6 separate regions of the Homo sapiens genome follow, and all the other regions are linked to region 1. Evidence: chromatin contacts called from ENCODE Hi-C or POLR2A ChIA-PET data. All regions are on one chromosome and are shown on one strand. The core of a region is the stretch at or near the end of the contact, and the rest is flanking DNA. Distances in the headings are between cores, read along the strand shown.

Region 1 (2,591 bases), core at 54-2,553:
GCTGAACCAGATTTGACACCCAAAGTTATATCCTATATACTAAACATCGCAAGGGTACGACTCAACGTAATGCCAAAAAAGAAAAAGTTTCTGAGCAGAACACGTTTGCTGTCACTGAAAGCGATGAAACAAAGCTACTCCGCAAGGCGACTACACTCATTCTTTGGGCTCCCAAGGCTGAGAAATGGAGAACCAATTGGCCGGTTTGCTCTCTGTTGCTTCCCCCCCACCCGGCCTTCCTCCGAGTGGCGAGGCAATCCTGCACAAGAGTTTGTAAAGTGCTTAGGAAGCTTGTAGGATGAAAGACGCTATAAATACACCCAATGTTACTAGTTTATGACCACGGAGCATTCCGTGGAACCACTGTCACTGCGTCGGGGGCAGGTTGATGGCATAGACCTTCCTGGGGAGGGGGGCAGAGAGAGAGGGCAGCCCCTTCATCACCCTAAAAGCTAGGCTGGGTAAATTTTCAAAGTGTAGCGAAACCCCACGTGAAAAGTTCCACACACGCCCCACACAGGGAGGACTCCGCGGCTGCTAGCAGCGCCGGAGACTGGGCCTACAACCCCGGCAACGTGGGGAGGCGTGGGGCGGCCGAGGGGCCCCGGCCGCAGCCGACGCCCGCGGAGCGGCTGAAGGAGCAGCTCCCGGACGGGGGCGCGGCGCCAGGCCCGGGCTCCCGGCGCGGGGAACGGCCCGGGAGGGCGGCCGCGCCGGGGCCCCGCGCCGCCCGGTTGCCGGGAAGGCTCGCGCCCCGCGGCCGGCGGGCGTGGGGGAGGGGAGGCCGGGCCTGCGGCCTGTTGGGGGACTTCAGCCCGGGCCTCGCGTGCGGCTCTCGGCCCGGCCCCCGGCCCCGGGGTCCCGGACGCCGAGGAGAGACTCACCGGAAAGGCCCGGATCCGCATCTTGGTGTCCTTCCGGCTGCCCGTGCCTTTGCTCAGATTCGACATGGTGCTCGTCCCCTCCCCGGCGGCGGCTTCAGGTCGCGCTCCGCGACGCCGGTGTCACATTTAAGGCGGGCAGGCAGGCTAGGGGCGACGCTGGGGGCGGCGGCGGCGCGACCCCCGGGCAGGGCTGGGGAGCTGGCCGGCCCCTGGGCAGCCGCGGCGGCGGCGGGGGCGGCGGCGGCGGCGGCGGCGGCTCGGACTCTGGCGACTCCGATGCGGCTGGGGGGCTGCGCTGGCGCGGCGGCTCCGCGGGGTCCCCCTCACGTCCGGCTCGGCTCCCTTTATCGCGCTCCTCCGCGATGGCGGCGGCGGCGGCGACGGACAAACATCTCACTGCGCAGGCCGAACGTCGTCCTCCTCCTCCTCCTTCTCCTCCTCCGCCTGAGCGAGACGAGATCCGGCCCAGAGGGTGGAGGGGGGAGGAGGGAGGGAGGAGAGCCGGAGAGTGAGAGATGCCGGGGGAGGGAGGTGGGAGGACGGGAGGGGGAGCCCGGCGGCCGCCGCGGGGGACGCTCAGATCTCGCGAGAAGAGGGCGAGCGCGCTGCCCCCCTGGTGGGCGGGGCGAAGCCCGGGAGAGGGTGGGCGCCACCGGAGGGGAGGAGGGGAACAGGGAACTGAAGGAAGTGGGAGGGGCCGGCGGGGCGGGGAAGCGGAAAGGGGGCGTGGCTGAGGGCGGGAGGATTAAGCTGCCTTTTTGAAAGTGGAGCGCCAGGTCCCGGGTTCTGGGTGGAGGTGGTTGCTGATTGGTGGAGCTCGGAGCGGCGGTTGGGAGGGTCCTGGTCACATGGTGGGGAGTGGGAGGGGGGAAGTTCGGAGAGCGGGAGCGGGATGGTAGTGGGCTGGGCCCCACTGGGCTGGGACAGCAGGAGGATAGTCTTGAGGAGGAGCGTGGGGTGCTAGATGTGTAACTACGTCCCGAACTGGTTCCTGTGTTTTTCTAGGGCATGTGGACTAGGGATGGGTACTTGAGTAGAAGCCTGCAACTTGAAGAGTTTGTGCAGGAGTTAGCTGCAGTGTCGGAAATTAGTGTCCTGTATGCTCAACAAGGTATTCGGACTGGGTGTGCACACCACAGCTCTCAGGACTGGAAGGTGGAAATTTAATCTACGAAGTTCCCTTAAACTGCATAAGCTTCGGGACCTCTTGATTCACTGATATTTTCTGGTGGACCCAGGGCTTATTCATGTTAAAACCTGTTTTTCATTACCATCAGAATAAACTGACAGCTCCATTAATGAAATGCAGCATTTGGTAAATAATGTTAAGTGGAATGATAGAAACCTATCTTTAACCTACCGGATAAATCATTTCTACCATTACCAAGAGTATTGTAGATTTTTAAAGCCAAAATTACCGTCTGATTCAGTTGCTGTATATTTGAAAAGGTTTTGGCTTTTGGTTTTGGAGGAGAGGCGTTTGGTCGCTTTATAGTCAAAATGTCTAATTTGACTTATCGGTTTTGCTGTCCATTTGTTATGAATTGTACTTCCTCATTTACCTACTTGCCCAATTGCTGTTATGTTTGGGTTTCTGACTCTGCAAGGGAATACGTGAGTTCTTATTAAAGTTTGTGTTCTTCCTATTTTAAAGAAGCATATGTTTGGGGGATGGATATCTACATTTAGAAGCTGGAATTTTAATAC
Region 2 (2,591 bases), core at 58-2,557, 6.3 Mb before region 1:
AAGCCAAGCAATCATCCATTCTGCCACACTTTCCCACCTGTGGGCTCCTCCAGCGCAAGGCCAGCATCTTGCCCATCTCTGTGTCCCCCATAACGTTCTGTCCATGGCTGATGTTTAATGCTTACACGCCCACCTAAACTGATTTGAGGTGGATCGCCTCAAAGACCTACCTGAGTGCAATGCAAAGGTGACCTCGCTATCGTCGGGGCCCTCCATGCTGCCGACCACCCCTTCCTGGGGTTCTAGAACCCAGCCCTCTTCGTTGCCCTCTTCCTCCTCTTCTTCCTCAAAGTCCACATCTTCCATCTCCTGGGCCAGGTCATCTGCTTTGGGGAGAGGGTTAGAAGATGGGGCTCGGGAGGCGGTAAGAGGTACGGAGAGAAGCATGAGGAGGCCTGAGGCTGGGGCGGGTCATGTGGCGAGAAGGGAAGGTGGAGTCAGACACACCGGGGTCCGCGGGGGCGCGCGGGACACAGGACGGGAGGCCACGGCTGGCCAGAGACCGTGCGGTAAGGGAGGGCCAAGGGGATGATGGGAAGGGGGTGTGTGAGGGGAAGGGCCAGAGGAGGCGTCAGGGAACCCCCACCCCAGCCAGGCCTGAGAACTAAGTGTGAGGGTGGGAGTGGGGGAGGAGGGGAAGAGGGATATCGGTAGGAATGACCAGTCGGGTGTGGAGGGGAGCGGGGAAAAGCAGGAGTCAGAGGCCAGGGGTGAGCGTCTCCTGTCCCATGGCCTGAGGAGCGGCAGTTCTCACCTGGGTCCGGCGGACCGGGATCAAGTTCTACCACCTCGATAATCTCTTCATCACCATGGAAGCTTAGGGTCTCCAGTGGGGGGGTGTCAGCAGCAGCCCCGCTTTCCGATTCGGACTCCATGCGGCGCAAGCGGCGGATCCACTTCTCTGGGCCCAAACGCCTCCCAGAGTCAGCTCTGCGCGACGACGCGGAACTCGAGCCCCTCCTCCCGGCAGGAAGTAGGCGTAGGCGACTCCCCAGCAGGAAGAGCGACGGCCGTTCGGCCAATAGCTACGAAGGTTGGCTGGCCGCCTCACCAATCACAGAGCGGCATTGGAAGATGGGGCCGGGGCGTGGCGGAGAGAACCCAAACTCCGCCCCACCTGACTCCGCCCCCAACTGGAGGGAAACAAGCGAGCGCGCGCGCCTCCGGGGTCTCCTGGGAAGAGTAGTTCTCCTGGGTCCGCTCTGCGGGCTTCTGGGAGATGTAGTTTCTGGTCTGTAGGCAGGACGGAAGGAGCGGGGGAGGCCCCTTACGCAAACTACAATTCCCGGCGGGGAGCGCGGTGAAGCGGGGGTGGGATCTGAACATGGCGGCGGTGGTAGCTGCTACGGCGCTGAAGGGCCGGGGGGCGAGAAATGCCCGCGTCCTCCGGGGTAAGGAGAGGGACCCCGGGGAGGGCAGGACTGCAGAAGATCCCTTTTCTTTCACGTCCAGCCCGACGATAGCAGGAGGTCAGGGCTCTTGGTTCCTCCCCACACTTTTCTGCAAGATCTTAGAGTCTGGGGGTGCAGAGATGCTCTTTAGAGGTCACCCAGTGCATCCCCCCGCCTTCGGGTTGCTCGACACCTCCGGGGTCTTGCTGCAAGAGGGAGCTCCTAGGAAGCCTGTTGGACTCCCGCGCTCCAGGTGTTTCACACTCACCGCAGTGCAGAGGAAAGAGCCCCGGGCTTCTGGAGGTTTGAGTTCCAGCCCCGGATAATTAGCAGTTTGACCTTGGGCAAAGCAGTTTTTCTCTCAGGGCTTCAGTTTCCTCTTCCGTACAGTGCAAGGGATGGAGTAGACTATCTTTAAGGTCCCTTCCAGTGCTAACATTTGCAGTTTCAAAACCTTTTCCCGGATTTCCTTCATACGTCTTATGTGAGTCCCACTGCAGTCCTTCCCATGCTGTCGTCTGAGGAAGAACAGCGAAGCTTTTCGTCCTGGCACCAGGGTGATGAGCCCGCAGTGACGTGGAAGTGGCTTCCAAAGGTGCCACCTCGGTGGCGATTTTCCCATTTCCCTTTGGATTCTCCTTGGCACTTCTTACTTCAGACTGCAGTCACTCCCCTTCCCCAGATCTCAGCCGCTCCTCCCAAGCCCTTACTGCCCCCCACCTCCCCGCTTGCTTTCTTCTCATCTCTTCTTACTGACCTTCCTTACCTCCATCCACAGGGATTCTCGCAGGAGCCACAGCTAACAAGGCTTCTCATAACAGGACCCGGGCCCTGCAAAGCCACAGCTCCCCAGAGGGCAAGGAGGAACCTGAACCCCTATCCCCGGAGCTGGAATACATTCCCAGAAAGAGGGGCAAGAACCCCATGAAAGCTGTGGGACTGGCCTGGTGAGTTTTAACCACCCCTTTGCCCACCAACGGGGCGTGGCTTGTAGGGGAGGGCAGGACTTAGAAACTTCTCCAAGTTTCAGGTGGCGAGCTGAATCCAAAGTTGTGGGAACAGAATTGTTGGGTTCGATTGGAATCTCAGAGGGGTGGGGCAGTGGAGGTGGGAAAGTATGTGGAATTGAGAAGACAGTGGGTTTACTGTGGAGTAAGCTGAGTTGATCTGATTCAGACTTGGGTCCCTGGCCTCATCCTC
Region 3 (2,591 bases), core at 58-2,557, 5.4 Mb before region 1:
TGGAGTCGGCGAATAGGGCTGGGGGCTGCCTTCTGGAGCAGTTCGACAGCAATGTCTGCAAGGGACAGAAGGAAGGCCGAGTGAGCAAACAAGCACCCACACCCAACACACCAGTCCCCACTGCTAGCAGAAGACCCAGATCTGTATTTTCTGAGGCCTTGGGGACAGGACCATAGTAACAAAATAGAGATCAAATTCTCACACACTGAGACAAAAAGCCCATTCCAAGTTCGAATTTCAGCTCATTCTAACAGGAAAGCTTATTGCCCTGTCACATCAAACTATCCAGATTTATCTGTCACTGCTGTTCATCTGTGGCATAAACATGCCTTGTTTACTTGGGGAACATATGATGGATATCCTTCGAAAATTAGCTTTTCAATATATAAATCAAGAGTGATTTGTATAGATATATGTGGCAGCAATGTTTTTTATTCATTTGGGCTAAAAGAATGGGAAATGCAAACTGCCCTCTTGAACCAAGTACCAACGAGCTAGCAATGAAGAGACAGTGTAGCCACGGGGCAAACCTCGAGCCATTTTCTGCCTGATGACAATCCCATTTTCATGCTTCTCACTTGTCCAGTCACACAACACTGCCTAACCTGCCACCGGGCTGGAGAGCTCCTCCAGGCTACAGTCGGCTTCCCAGTCCCAGCCATAGTAGAGCCTCCTTCGGATCCGGGCACTCAGCTTCTGGTGTCCTGGGAGGAACTGAAACAGGGCAGGGGCAGCGGAGGGTGAAGGGCACGGAAAGGTATGATGCAGATCCTGGCTCTGGGCTGGAAGGCGGGGCAGGGGACAGGCCGGCCTCGCTGCTAGGGGGCCCGTGCCTTACCCAGACCCGCGTTCTGTAAATCGCTTGCCAATGGCAGCCTGGTCCATAGAGGGAGGAATGCCCCCACCCCCATCGAGGGTTCCCCGGGAGAAGTTCTCCGAGAAGGGCCCTCGTGTGGCCACCCCTACGCCCATTCCTATACTCCGCGGCTCTCCCTCCCGGCCCAAGCAGCCGCGGCCTCAAGGAAGCACTGCTCGAGCAGCTGCCGCCCAGTCCCGGCACAGCAGTCAGGCGAGCTCGCAGCGCCGCTCAGGCCGGGAGGGGCGCGCCGGGAGGCCGGGGAGGGGGCGGGACCCCCACTCACCGTGAAGTCCTGGAAGCCGGCGAGGGAGAAGGTGCCTTCTTCGTCCAGCAGGAGCCCGGTCAGGTCCATCGCGCCGCCAGTCGCCGCCCTGCGAAGGTGAACGGAAGGAAACGAGTTGTAGGGGGCTCGCGGAGCTGTCCTTGCCCGCCTGTCCACCTGCCAGCCTGCCTCCCCGGGGCGGGCCGCCGTCCTCGCCCTCGCCCTCGCAGCTCCCTCCCCCCGGCGGCGGAAGGCGGGGCCCGGGCTGAACTGGGCGCCTCTTCCTGTTCCGCCCCGGGCTTGGCGCGGCGCGCGGGGGCCCTAGGCCCGGGAAGGGAGGTGTCAAGCGTCCGTGCGACGCTCACCTCGCGGAGCAGAAAGGAGATGCGGCTGCGAGGCGCGTACTCCGCCTGTGCCGCGTCCGCCCGGCGTTTACAAGCCGCGGGGGTGCCGCCTGCAAGTCAGCGCCTGGCACTTCCTGCCGCCCATCTGGCCCAGCCTCCCGCCCCGACCCGCGGGCAGGAACCGGACTCGAACTCCTGGTCTCACGGAACGTGGCCAAGCCCCAGGCGCCTCTGAGAAATGGGGACAATTCGTAGGGGGGACCACGCCGCACTGAGGATGAACAAGCCAGGCGTAGCAATGGAGAAGTTAATGTGAATAAGACGAAACGCACAACAGGAAGTTGTTCCCAGTTGCTTTTTAGGAGAGATATTATACATACTCAGCAATGCATATGAAAAGCGTCTGAAAGGACACACAGGAAATTTAGCAGTGGGTGAACTATGAAAAGGAAGAGAAACTCAGGGTGTTTTTTTTTTTTACTGTAATTTGAACTTTTAAACCTAAGGCTACTGAGGAAATTCTGTGATCTTAAGCGAATGTAAGGCCTCAAAACGTGTCAACACGTCCACCCAAAAGTAAACTGCATCTACCCAAGGTTTTGTGTTGAAACCCACCTCCCGCCTCCGATCTCATGCTTGAGTAGGCCGAGGTGGGAAGAAGCTCCGATATGTGGAAGTGGGAAAGTTTAAGGAGATAGGAAAGAAACAACTTTTCTGAGTAGATGTTGTTTTCGAGTCTGTCGAGTCAAGCGCTGGTGTGTGTTTGTTTACCCACTGAGGGGAGGGAACTGGGAGGACCAGTGCGTTGAGGGTTGGTTGAGTAATGGGACGGCCACCGCCCTTCCCGAGCGAGCAGAAGCAGACCCTACCGGGGATACTGGGAATCTGGAAGCCCACTTCCTGCCCCACACGGGGATACCGGGGCAGCACCACACTCCCTAGCCGCCCTGCCTACTGTGGGATAAGAAAACGGGCTCGACTGCCTGGACCTAGACCCGGACTCGGAACCCGGGGTACTTCGTCAACCAGAAAACGAACCTGTGTAGGCGCAGTGTCAGCGGCAGCCGCCGGGGCGCATGCGCGGCCCGCCCTATCCGGGGGGGGGGGGGTTAGGCCGCGTCACGTG
Region 4 (2,591 bases), core at 52-2,551, 5.3 Mb after region 1:
AGACCCCGTCTCCGGGCTCGCCCTCCCTCAACCGTCCCTCGCCGTCCCCCTGGGCAGGAAACCCCTTACTGCGGTCTAAAGTCTCTCTGGCCTCTCCCTTCTCTGACCCTCGCTTCCCACAACTGTTGTCACTGGAGCTGCTTCCTAGTTTCCATTTCCGGGCCGTCCACGGCCCCGGAGCCTCCCCTTTCCCGATTTCCGGGCCCCTCGTCCCATTTCCGGGGAACCCTTGCCGTCTTCACACCCCCCACCTGCACTTCCGGCCCCCCACTTTCTCTCTTCCCAGACACCCTCCAAGCTCCAAAGCCCACTTCCGGCCCCCCTTGGTCCCCGCCGAGCTCCCCAACACCCGCAAGCCTTACCCCGGTTCTGTGAAGGGCCCTCCTCATTGCGGGAAGCCGGAGGAGGGACCCAGCGACCCCTACCTCCCGCCAGGCCCCGGTCCCTCCGGCCGCGGCCGCCCTCGAGCGTCTCTCCCGTCCACCCCCGGCCCGGTCCTTCCGCGGCCCCGCCGCCGCCGGCGCCGGGAGCAGGCCAAGCGGGGGCCGAATCGCGGCGATGACACAACCGGGCTTCCTGGGACTTTCTGTTCCAGCTCCTCCCCCCGCCCCCCCAACCCCTCAGCTGGCCCCCTCCCCCAAGGCTTGCCCCCGCCGCCCAGAGCTGCGCCCCAATTACCTAGTTAGGCCCCAAAGTCTCCGGTCCGGACTCGGTGGCGCGGCAGTAACTTCCACTAGCTCCCCCCACCCCCCCCAGCGGCGCGGCGGCGGCGGCTCCGGGTTCCTTCAATTATCAGCTGAGCCGCAGCACCGCGCCCGGCGTGCGCCTCCGCCCGTGCCGCCTCCCTCCCCGCCTGCTCTGACACCCTCGGGGAACTACTTTGTCCTCGGGCTCCGGTTACGGGCTCGTCCGCGGGACCGGCACCGCTGCCTACTGGCGGCCCATCACATCGCCCCTCCCTCCCACGCCTCCCGGCTCGACTCTCTCAGCAGCCTCCGATCTCCGCCCGATCCCTTCGAGGGACCAGGAAGGGGACTGTGGAGATCTACTTGGTATCCCTCCGCCGGGGTCACCCCCTCCCCTCCGTGGTAGCAGGAACTAATTCCCCCTCGGGTCACCCGGGACCTGGAGCTGGAAATTTCACGGATCAGGGTTCCCTAAGACCCTTGGAAGAGGGGACGATCGCCCCAAGTTAGAAATCCTTCTGCCAGCTCATAAGCGTGGTTCAATTTAAACTAGGGTTTTGGCCCCTTGACCCCAACCAAGCCCCGCCCCTTCCTGGTTGTCTTAGCGACGGCGGTGGCGTCCCAAGATGGCGTCGTGGCTGCCGGAGACTCTCTTTGAAACTGTAGGACAAGGCCCGCCGCCTAGCAAAGACTATTACCAGTTACTGGTCACCCGGTCTCAGGCAAGTGCGAGCCGCGGTTTACCCTCTCTCCTAACTCCCTACCTGGCCCGGTTGGGGCCCGGGACGCAGGCTGTGCTAGGCCAAGAGCAACCGTAGCCCGCCGGAAGCGCCCAGTCCCGGCTCCGCGCCGGGAGATTTTCCTCGTCACCTCGGCCTCCTCGGTCCGACGGCCCGCGTGTCCCTGCTCTCCCCGAGCCCGGCTAGTCCCTGGCAAGCCTTCTCTGCCTCCCCGCGGTGCCGCGTGCTCCTTTCCCGCCACCCCGGCTTCTTACCCGTAGAGTTTCCTCCGCGCGAAGAGGAAAACGGGCGTCTCCGGCTTGCGTGCGGCCTCACCTCAGCGTGAGAAGGAGGGAAAGAACGACTCAGCCAAGTGTCCCAAGGAGGAGCCGGCTAGGGAGGGGAAAAGGAGATTGCCTCTTTTCCAGGATAGGAATTAATCATGGAGAATTTTATAAATCTCTTTGTGGCCTTTACGCGTGCCACGGCCACATCAAAACTTAGTTATTTCTAGTAGCAACTGACGATTGGGAGCTCTTACCTTTTGGAGTCCCTTCTATCCCATTGAAAGTGTGCGGGTGGTGGTATAAAAATGTTTCAGCTGCTCTGCGCTTCAGCCCCACCCATAATGACATCTGCTCCACAACAATAAGACCGAGGATTATATTATCTCCAAAGTAACCATCGGCCTATTTTTATGCCTACTTTGGTTATTGAAGGTGGGCTTTTGGATGATTTACTGTGTCCATGAAATTCTCAACTTGAGCGGGGCCTCCATTGGGAAGACGTTTCTAATCCTGGCTGAGTTTACGCCTGTCACTGAGTTATTCATGCACCCTGCCCTTTCAATAGATACTATTCCTATAAAATGAAATTTAGAAGTTTGTATATATTTGTTTTGGTGTGCATATTGATCATTCCCTCAGTTTTTCCAGGAGCCCTTAAACAAAATAGGTAATGAGTTAATTTTTTTATATTTTTGAAAGCATCTTTTAAAATATAAATGTTAATATATATTTTTTAATTTAAGATTTAGAAATATTACAAATGTAAAATCAGCCTGTCCAAAAAAAATTTTTTTTAAAACAGTACTGCTCCTTGCGGAGCAGGGCTAATTCATAGGCAGTGGGCCCAGGGTCAGACTCAAATTTTTAATTAAACTGTTCTTAGGGGGTTTTGCACATTT
Region 5 (2,591 bases), core at 50-2,549, 5.2 Mb before region 1:
CACAGACCTCTGCTTCCGCCCGTCCCCACCGAGAGACCCAAACCCAGGGCTGAAACTCCGTTGAAAGCTTCAGCCCGCCGGCCCAGGATCATGAGCCAGGCCCGCCCCTTAATCCGAACTTTAGCCCGACTCCCTAAGTCCCGCCCCCATGTCCCTGCCCAGCTAGGAAATCCTGTTCTGCTCCCAAACTCCGGGATCCCAAGCGGGCCCCATACTCTGAGGCGGCCTGCATCACGTGCGCGTACCCAGCCCGGAGCCAAAGCCCTGTACCCCAAGGAGCACCCTGACTCCTCTCTCGCACCCACCTAGTCTCTCGCAGGACTCCCCCTTCCAGTCCCGGGAAAGTCGTCAGGTCACCCTCCGCGGGGCTTTCGGTTTCGCTTTGGGTCAGGCGGCCCCACTGCAGCACCGCGCTAAGCTTGGGCCCCGGAGGGCGCCGGACCCGGTCTGGGATCGAAATTCAAGTGGGGCCGTCGGGAGCCACTTACCTGCATGGCCCCGCGCGTGGGGCTGTGTCCGCTCATCTGGCCTCCGGGCTCGGCCCGCCCCCACCGCGCCGCCTGCCCCGCCCCTCACTAGCTTTGCAGGTCCCCCGCGTGCCCCTTCAGGCCGCGCCGCACTCGTAGGCCTTCATCACGCTTCCCCGGCCGCGCCGCCCCGCCCCATGTTTGGCCTCCCCGCCCACCTCTCCCCGCCCCTCGGCATCCGCCCCGCCCACCTCGGTCAGCCCCGCCCCTCGGCGGGCTTACCCTGTCCGCTCCGCCCCTCGCTGGGCACCACCACCCGCCTTGCCCCGCCCTTGCCCCGCCCCTAGCTTGGCCGCACCGCCCGCCCCGCCCCGCCCCTCGCCAGGAAGCACCGCCCGCCCTGCCCCTCGCAGGGCTGCACCGCCCGCCCCGCCCCTCGTCAAGCTTCCTCGTCCGCCCCGCCTCTCGCCAGGCTGCACCGCCCTCCCCGCTTTGTCCCGCCCCTCACCAGGTTTCCCCCATCCGCTCCGGCCCTCGCTGTACCCCACTACTCGCCCTGCCCCCGCCCTTGCTCCGCCCCGCCCTTCGTCAGGCCTCCTTGCGCTCCCCGCCCCTTGTCAGGCCGTGCCGCCCACCCCGCCCCGCTCCTCGCCAGGCTGCTCCACCCGCCCCGCCGCTCGTCACGCTTCCTCGTCCGCCCCGCCCCTCGCTAGGCTGCACCGCCCGCCCCGCTTCCGCCCCATCCCTCTCCAGGCCGCGCCTCCGCCTCCGGCCCGCCCTCGTCTCCGCCCCTGCGGGGGCTGCTCGTTAGGCCCCGCCCTGCACCCCCGTCACCCACGCCGCGCGACCCGCAGCCGCCGCCAGGGCCCTCTGCTGCCGCGGAGGTGCTAGGACAGCCGCGGACGGCCCGCCTCCCCGTGCCCCGGGCCTCGAGGCCAATAAAAAGCTCGCCCCTCCAGCTCACCGGGTCCGACGGGTACGGTACAAAGTGCTGTCTCTCGCCACAGCCACCTTTGTGACAATAAAAGCAATAAGGCTAATGTCCATGGGGCGCTCACGGTGAGCTTTAGCTTTATGATAAAGATTGGCCTGTTACCTCGTTTAATCTTCACAACTGCCCCATCAACTATGTACTCTTACTGTCCCCAGTTTATGCATGAACAGAGAAAGCTGAGATACGGAGACTAGTGATCCGTCGAGGTAATAAACGGCACAGGTGGGGTTTGAACTCCATCAGTTTGATTGCAGAGGCCTGGAACAACCCTACAGCCTTCTCTCAGATCTTTTCTGGACCTTTTTCTATGCGCTTTGGTAAGTGTTATGTTACACGGGAGGTCCACAAGGGACACAGAAGTTGACTTGCCCAAGATCACATAGCTGTTTGGGTGGATCTGGGATTTGACTCTGATATCTGTGCCCTTTCCATTTGTTAAAAACAACAGAAAAACAAATTCCACATTATTGGCAGTTCCAGTATTCCCATGTCAGGAGTAGTGAGTAGCACGTTTAAACCCCATGCACCTTCCTAGCTGCAGGAACTGATCAGGACTCTTGGTGGCCTCTAGATCCAAAACAGGGCCCAGCTACCAGGGGTTCAAACAAAATTCCAGAGATCACAGGTTTATGGAGCAACCTGCCGTTTATATACCTGGGGTGGGGAGTGACAGGGTGGGATGGGGAGAGGCTGGAAAGGTCCTGCAGCCCTCACTTCAAACTAGTAGATATGGCAGGGGAGTTTTCAAGAATTCACCCACTAGGTGCTGGCTTAAATTCATGGCATTCCCTAACCGTTTGTTGAAATACCATTATGGGCCTGGCGCAGTGGCTCACGCCTGTAATCCCAGCACTTTGGGAGGCCGAGGCGGGTAGATCACTTGAGGTCAGGAGTTCGTGACCAGTCTGACCAACATGGTGAAACCCCGTCTCTACAAAAAATACAAAAATTAGCCGGGTGTAGTGGCACGTGCCTGTAATCCCAGCAGCTACTTGGGAGGCTGAGGCAAGAGAATCGCTTGAACCCGGGAGGTGGAGGTTGCAGTGAGCTGAGATCGTGCCACTGCACTCCAGCCTGGGCGACAGAGTGAGATTCTGTCTCAATAAATAAATAAATAAAATTATGTATAA
Region 6 (2,591 bases), core at 36-2,535, 5.1 Mb before region 1:
CACACTGCGAGTTTAAATGCATCTGTATTTAGTGCCGGGTATTAGCCGGTGAGGTGATGCCCTGCCTCATCTCCGGGTCCTTCACGGGGTTTCGCTCCCCTTTCCTTCCGCTAGTCCCGACGAAGATTCAAAAGGGACCCGACAACACTAAGGCGCGCAAAGGCACCACCGTGACGCTGACTGCGGAGATCCTGGGAGAGCCTGCGCCCGACGTAGGCTGGACCAAGGACGGGGAGGACATCGAGGAGGATGACAGGCGAGGGCCGGGACCTGCGGCACGGCCAGGGCCTGGGGCTGGAACCTGGGTGGGACTGAGCCCAGAAATCTGGCTGGAGTGACGGGGGCGGGGACTGGGCAGCGAGGAACAGAGCTGGCTAAGGAGCCCCGCCCAGTGCGCCCGTGTACTGACCACGGCTCCGCCCTCCTCCCCGCCGCCCTTCCGCAGGGTGTTCTTCGAGATCGGCAGCACCACCACGACGCTGACCATTCGCCGGGCCACGCCTCAGGACAGCGGCAAGTACGAGGTGTACGTGGAGAACAGCCTGGGCATGGACCAGAGCTTCGCTCGCGTCGACGTGGCCTGAACGGCACCCCCGGACCTTCCGCCCTGGCGCCGAGCCCGGGGGTGGTGGGACCCACAGCCCTCCACCAGCTTGCTTAATAAAGCTGCTCTCTGACCCTCCGCGTCTGTCCTGCTCTTCCGCGTCGCCATTCCCTCTCCCCCGCACCAGCGCCCACACGTATTCCAGACCCCCACGCCAAGGTCACAGCCTGTTGGAGTCACAGGGAGGTCTGGAGAGCGCCTAGCGCCGTGCTGCATTTCAGACAGTCAAACTGATAAGAGTTGCCCTCGCCGTCCAAGGCGCCCTCACTTCCCAGCGGTACCGCCGGCTGGGCCTGGGACTCCGCCTTCTCCGCTTTTGAGCGCCTCCAGCCCCAGCCCCTTGTGGCTGTTTGCCCCTGGCCCCGCCCCTTCCAGGGCTGGCCACACACCCCTGCTGTCCTTAGTCCCGTTTTCCTGTGGGACCCAGTTCCTCACTTCGGCTGCTGCCCCGAGGCCGATTCCCCAACAGCTCGGGTCCCAGTCTTAAGTTCCAGGCTGGGCTTCTCAGGCCCCACCCTTCTTCGCATTTAACCCCGCCCCGCGATCCCTTGGTCACACCCCTGGACTTCAGCACCTCTTTCCTCTCCCATAAAGTTAGAAAGCGGGTAAAGGGTCAGACTACAATTCCCGGCAGACCCTGCGAATGAGTTCTCGCGACTTGCGAGAAGACACGTGCGCGGAAGGAGCTTGCAGTAGCGGGCGGCAGAGCTGGAGTGAAGGGAGCTAGTGGTAAAGGGAGCTGGTGGAGGGGTGGCGGCAGGGGTAAGGGGCAGGGGACACCCTCTAGACGGAGAGCGGGCTCCGAGGTCCTGGCTGGCCCTCGGTGCGCCCGCCCCTGTGTTGGTCCCACAATCCCTGGCAATGAGAGGCCAGGGTTTATTGGACAGAGTCAGTTGTGGGGTTCAGAGGGTCAGCAATCAATCAATCCTCCGAATCCAGAGATTTAGACCCAGTCGTCCGTATTAGGACTGGAGGGGGGTCAATAGGTTCAGTGTTTGAGATGCCAAGGGAACCTGTCTTTTGATTTGGGGTTCAACATACAGAGGTTAGTTTTAGGATTCATGTTTAGCATATAGAGGATTTTTGCTGGGATTAGGGGTTCTTCAAATTCAGATCAGTGTTAGTTCAGTACTTGGGGATTACGTTCAGGATTTAAGTTAAATATCTGAGGCTCACTCAGGGTTTGCTGTCCAATATTCAGGGTTCACTATTGGGGTTCAGGGCTTAATATCTAGAATGAAGACGCAACACTTTGGGAATTTGAGGCTTCAGTATTTTGAGGTTTGGGTCTGAGAAGGGAGTCTCTGCCAGGTTTCTGAATTTGCAGAATTTGTTCATGGCCAGAGGGAAGTCTTTTAGAGATCAAATTGTGGGGTGTGAATTTCAGAATTTGGGAGGAATCACTGTGAGGTTTGAAGGCCGACTGGAATCTGGGTTGGGATTTGAGATGTGTGGGATTTGTGAGGTTCTGTCCAGGCAGGGACTATATTGAGCTTTGGGTTTACATCTTGGGGGAGGGCTAAGTGCTGCTATTTGGGGTTTGGGGTTTGGTTGGGGTGTGAGATCTGAGCTTGATTTCTCTGCTGGGATTTGAGATGTGTGGGATTTGTGAGGTGTTGGGTCCAGGCAGAGACTATATTGAGCTTTGGGTTTACATCTTGGGAGAGGGCTAAGTGTTGCTATTTGGGTTTTGGGGCTTGGTTGGGGTAGGAGATCTGAGCTTGATTTCTCTGTTGGAATTTGAAGTTTAGGTAGCAGTCACCATTATGCTCAAAGCGGTGATCCTGATTGGAGGCCCTCAAAAGGGTGAGGTGCCAGGGGAATGGGGGGAGGAGGTTGGGCTGGAGTGGTAGGCGGGATGGGGGCAGAGGAAGGCAGGAGGCCGAAATGTTCTCCTCTCTCCTCTCCCAGGAACTCGCTTCAGACCTTTGTCTTTTGAGGTGCCCAAACCATTGTTTCCTGTGGCAGGGGTCCCTATGATCCAACA

What was found. A loop is a pair of places that touch in the nucleus more often than their neighbours do. ChIA-PET counts read pairs that join two places held with the same protein, here RNA polymerase II (POLR2A). Pooled maps may share reads with other maps.
Region 2: a pooled map shows a loop between it and region 1 (17-fold over the local background). The contact joins the promoter of PNKD here to the promoter of CUL3 in region 1. A Hi-C loop is called at or near these places in 3 of 50 pooled maps.
Region 3: a loop to region 1 is called in a pooled map, with 18 times the contacts of the local background. The contact joins the promoter of CNPPD1 here to the promoter of CUL3 in region 1. A Hi-C loop is called at or near these places in 7 of 50 pooled maps.
Region 4: a loop to region 1 is called in a map of ascending aorta, with 8 times the contacts of the local background. The contact joins the promoter of FBXO36 here to the promoter of CUL3 in region 1. A Hi-C loop is called at or near these places in 4 of 168 maps with a recorded cell type or tissue (ascending aorta, gastrocnemius medialis and naive thymus-derived CD4-positive, alpha-beta T cell) and 13 of 50 pooled maps.
Region 5: a loop to region 1 is called in a map of dorsolateral prefrontal cortex, with 32 times the contacts of the local background. The contact joins the promoter of DNPEP-AS1 here to the promoter of CUL3 in region 1. A Hi-C loop is called at or near these places in 2 of 168 maps with a recorded cell type or tissue (dorsolateral prefrontal cortex and naive thymus-derived CD4-positive, alpha-beta T cell), 1 of 37 single-sample maps with no recorded cell type and 11 of 50 pooled maps.
Region 6: a map of CD8-positive, alpha-beta T cell shows a loop between it and region 1 (28-fold over the local background). The contact joins the promoter of GMPPA here to the promoter of CUL3 in region 1. A Hi-C loop is called at or near these places in 1 of 168 maps with a recorded cell type or tissue (CD8-positive, alpha-beta T cell) and 7 of 50 pooled maps. POLR2A ChIA-PET finds 5 or more read pairs at or near these places in 1 of 52 experiments (T-cell).

What each region holds. Positions count from the first base shown.
Region 1 is chr2:224,584,060-224,586,650 of GRCh38, forward strand. CUL3 (cullin 3) reads right to left here and starts at 1,304. Exons shown (of 16, transcript NM_003590.5): 1 at 885-1,304. The coding sequence starts at 950. RefSeq lists silencers at 768-1,027, 1,358-1,777.
Region 2 is chr2:218,269,212-218,271,802 of GRCh38, forward strand. PNKD (PNKD metallo-beta-lactamase domain containing) reads left to right here and starts at 1,308. Exons shown (of 10, transcript NM_015488.5): 1 at 1,308-1,391; 2 at 2,170-2,338. The coding sequence starts at 1,325. It overlaps AAMP (angio associated migratory cell protein), which reads right to left and starts at 926. Exons shown (of 11, transcript NM_001087.5): 1 at 755-926; 2 at 171-323. The coding sequence starts at 875. RefSeq lists enhancers at 1-104, 673-992, 1,143-1,522, 1,553-1,602.
Region 3 is chr2:219,175,618-219,178,208 of GRCh38, forward strand. CNPPD1 (cyclin Pas1/PHO80 domain containing 1) reads right to left here and starts at 1,308. Exons shown (of 8, transcript NM_015680.6): 1 at 1,143-1,308; 2 at 606-714; 3 at 1-55. The coding sequence starts at 1,211. RefSeq lists silencers at 930-1,224, 1,063-1,122, 1,243-1,452, 1,523-1,572, 2,563-2,591 and an enhancer at 2,353-2,591.
Region 4 is chr2:229,921,202-229,923,792 of GRCh38, forward strand. FBXO36 (F-box protein 36) reads left to right here and starts at 1,302. Exons shown (of 4, transcript NM_174899.5): 1 at 1,302-1,408. The coding sequence starts at 1,313. It overlaps TRIP12 (thyroid hormone receptor interactor 12), which reads right to left and starts at 808. Exons shown (of 42, transcript NM_001348323.3): 1 at 679-808. RefSeq lists enhancers at 1-363, 364-864, 1,521-1,580 and a silencer at 301-690.
Region 5 is chr2:219,387,271-219,389,861 of GRCh38, forward strand. It overlaps DNPEP-AS1 (DNPEP antisense RNA 1), which reads left to right and starts at 1,300. Exons shown (of 4, transcript NR_183823.1): 1 at 1,300-1,526; 2 at 1,617-1,778. It overlaps DNPEP (aspartyl aminopeptidase), which reads right to left and starts at 642. Exons shown (of 15, transcript NM_012100.4): 1 at 489-642. The coding sequence starts at 524. RefSeq lists an enhancer at 1-169 and silencers at 434-673, 694-1,213, 1,294-1,443.
Region 6 is chr2:219,497,606-219,500,196 of GRCh38, forward strand. It overlaps GMPPA (GDP-mannose pyrophosphorylase A), which reads left to right and starts at 1,286. Exons shown (of 13, transcript NM_013335.4): 1 at 1,286-1,333; 2 at 2,351-2,410; 3 at 2,516-2,591. The coding sequence starts at 2,371. SPEGNB (SPEG neighbor) reads left to right here. Exons shown (of 5, transcript NM_001286811.2): 4 at 115-256; 5 at 446-682. The coding sequence ends at 584. All of the region lies in intron 1 of ASIC4-AS1 (ASIC4 antisense RNA 1), which reads right to left. RefSeq lists enhancers at 1-343, 344-1,161, 1,166-1,355 and a silencer at 256-335.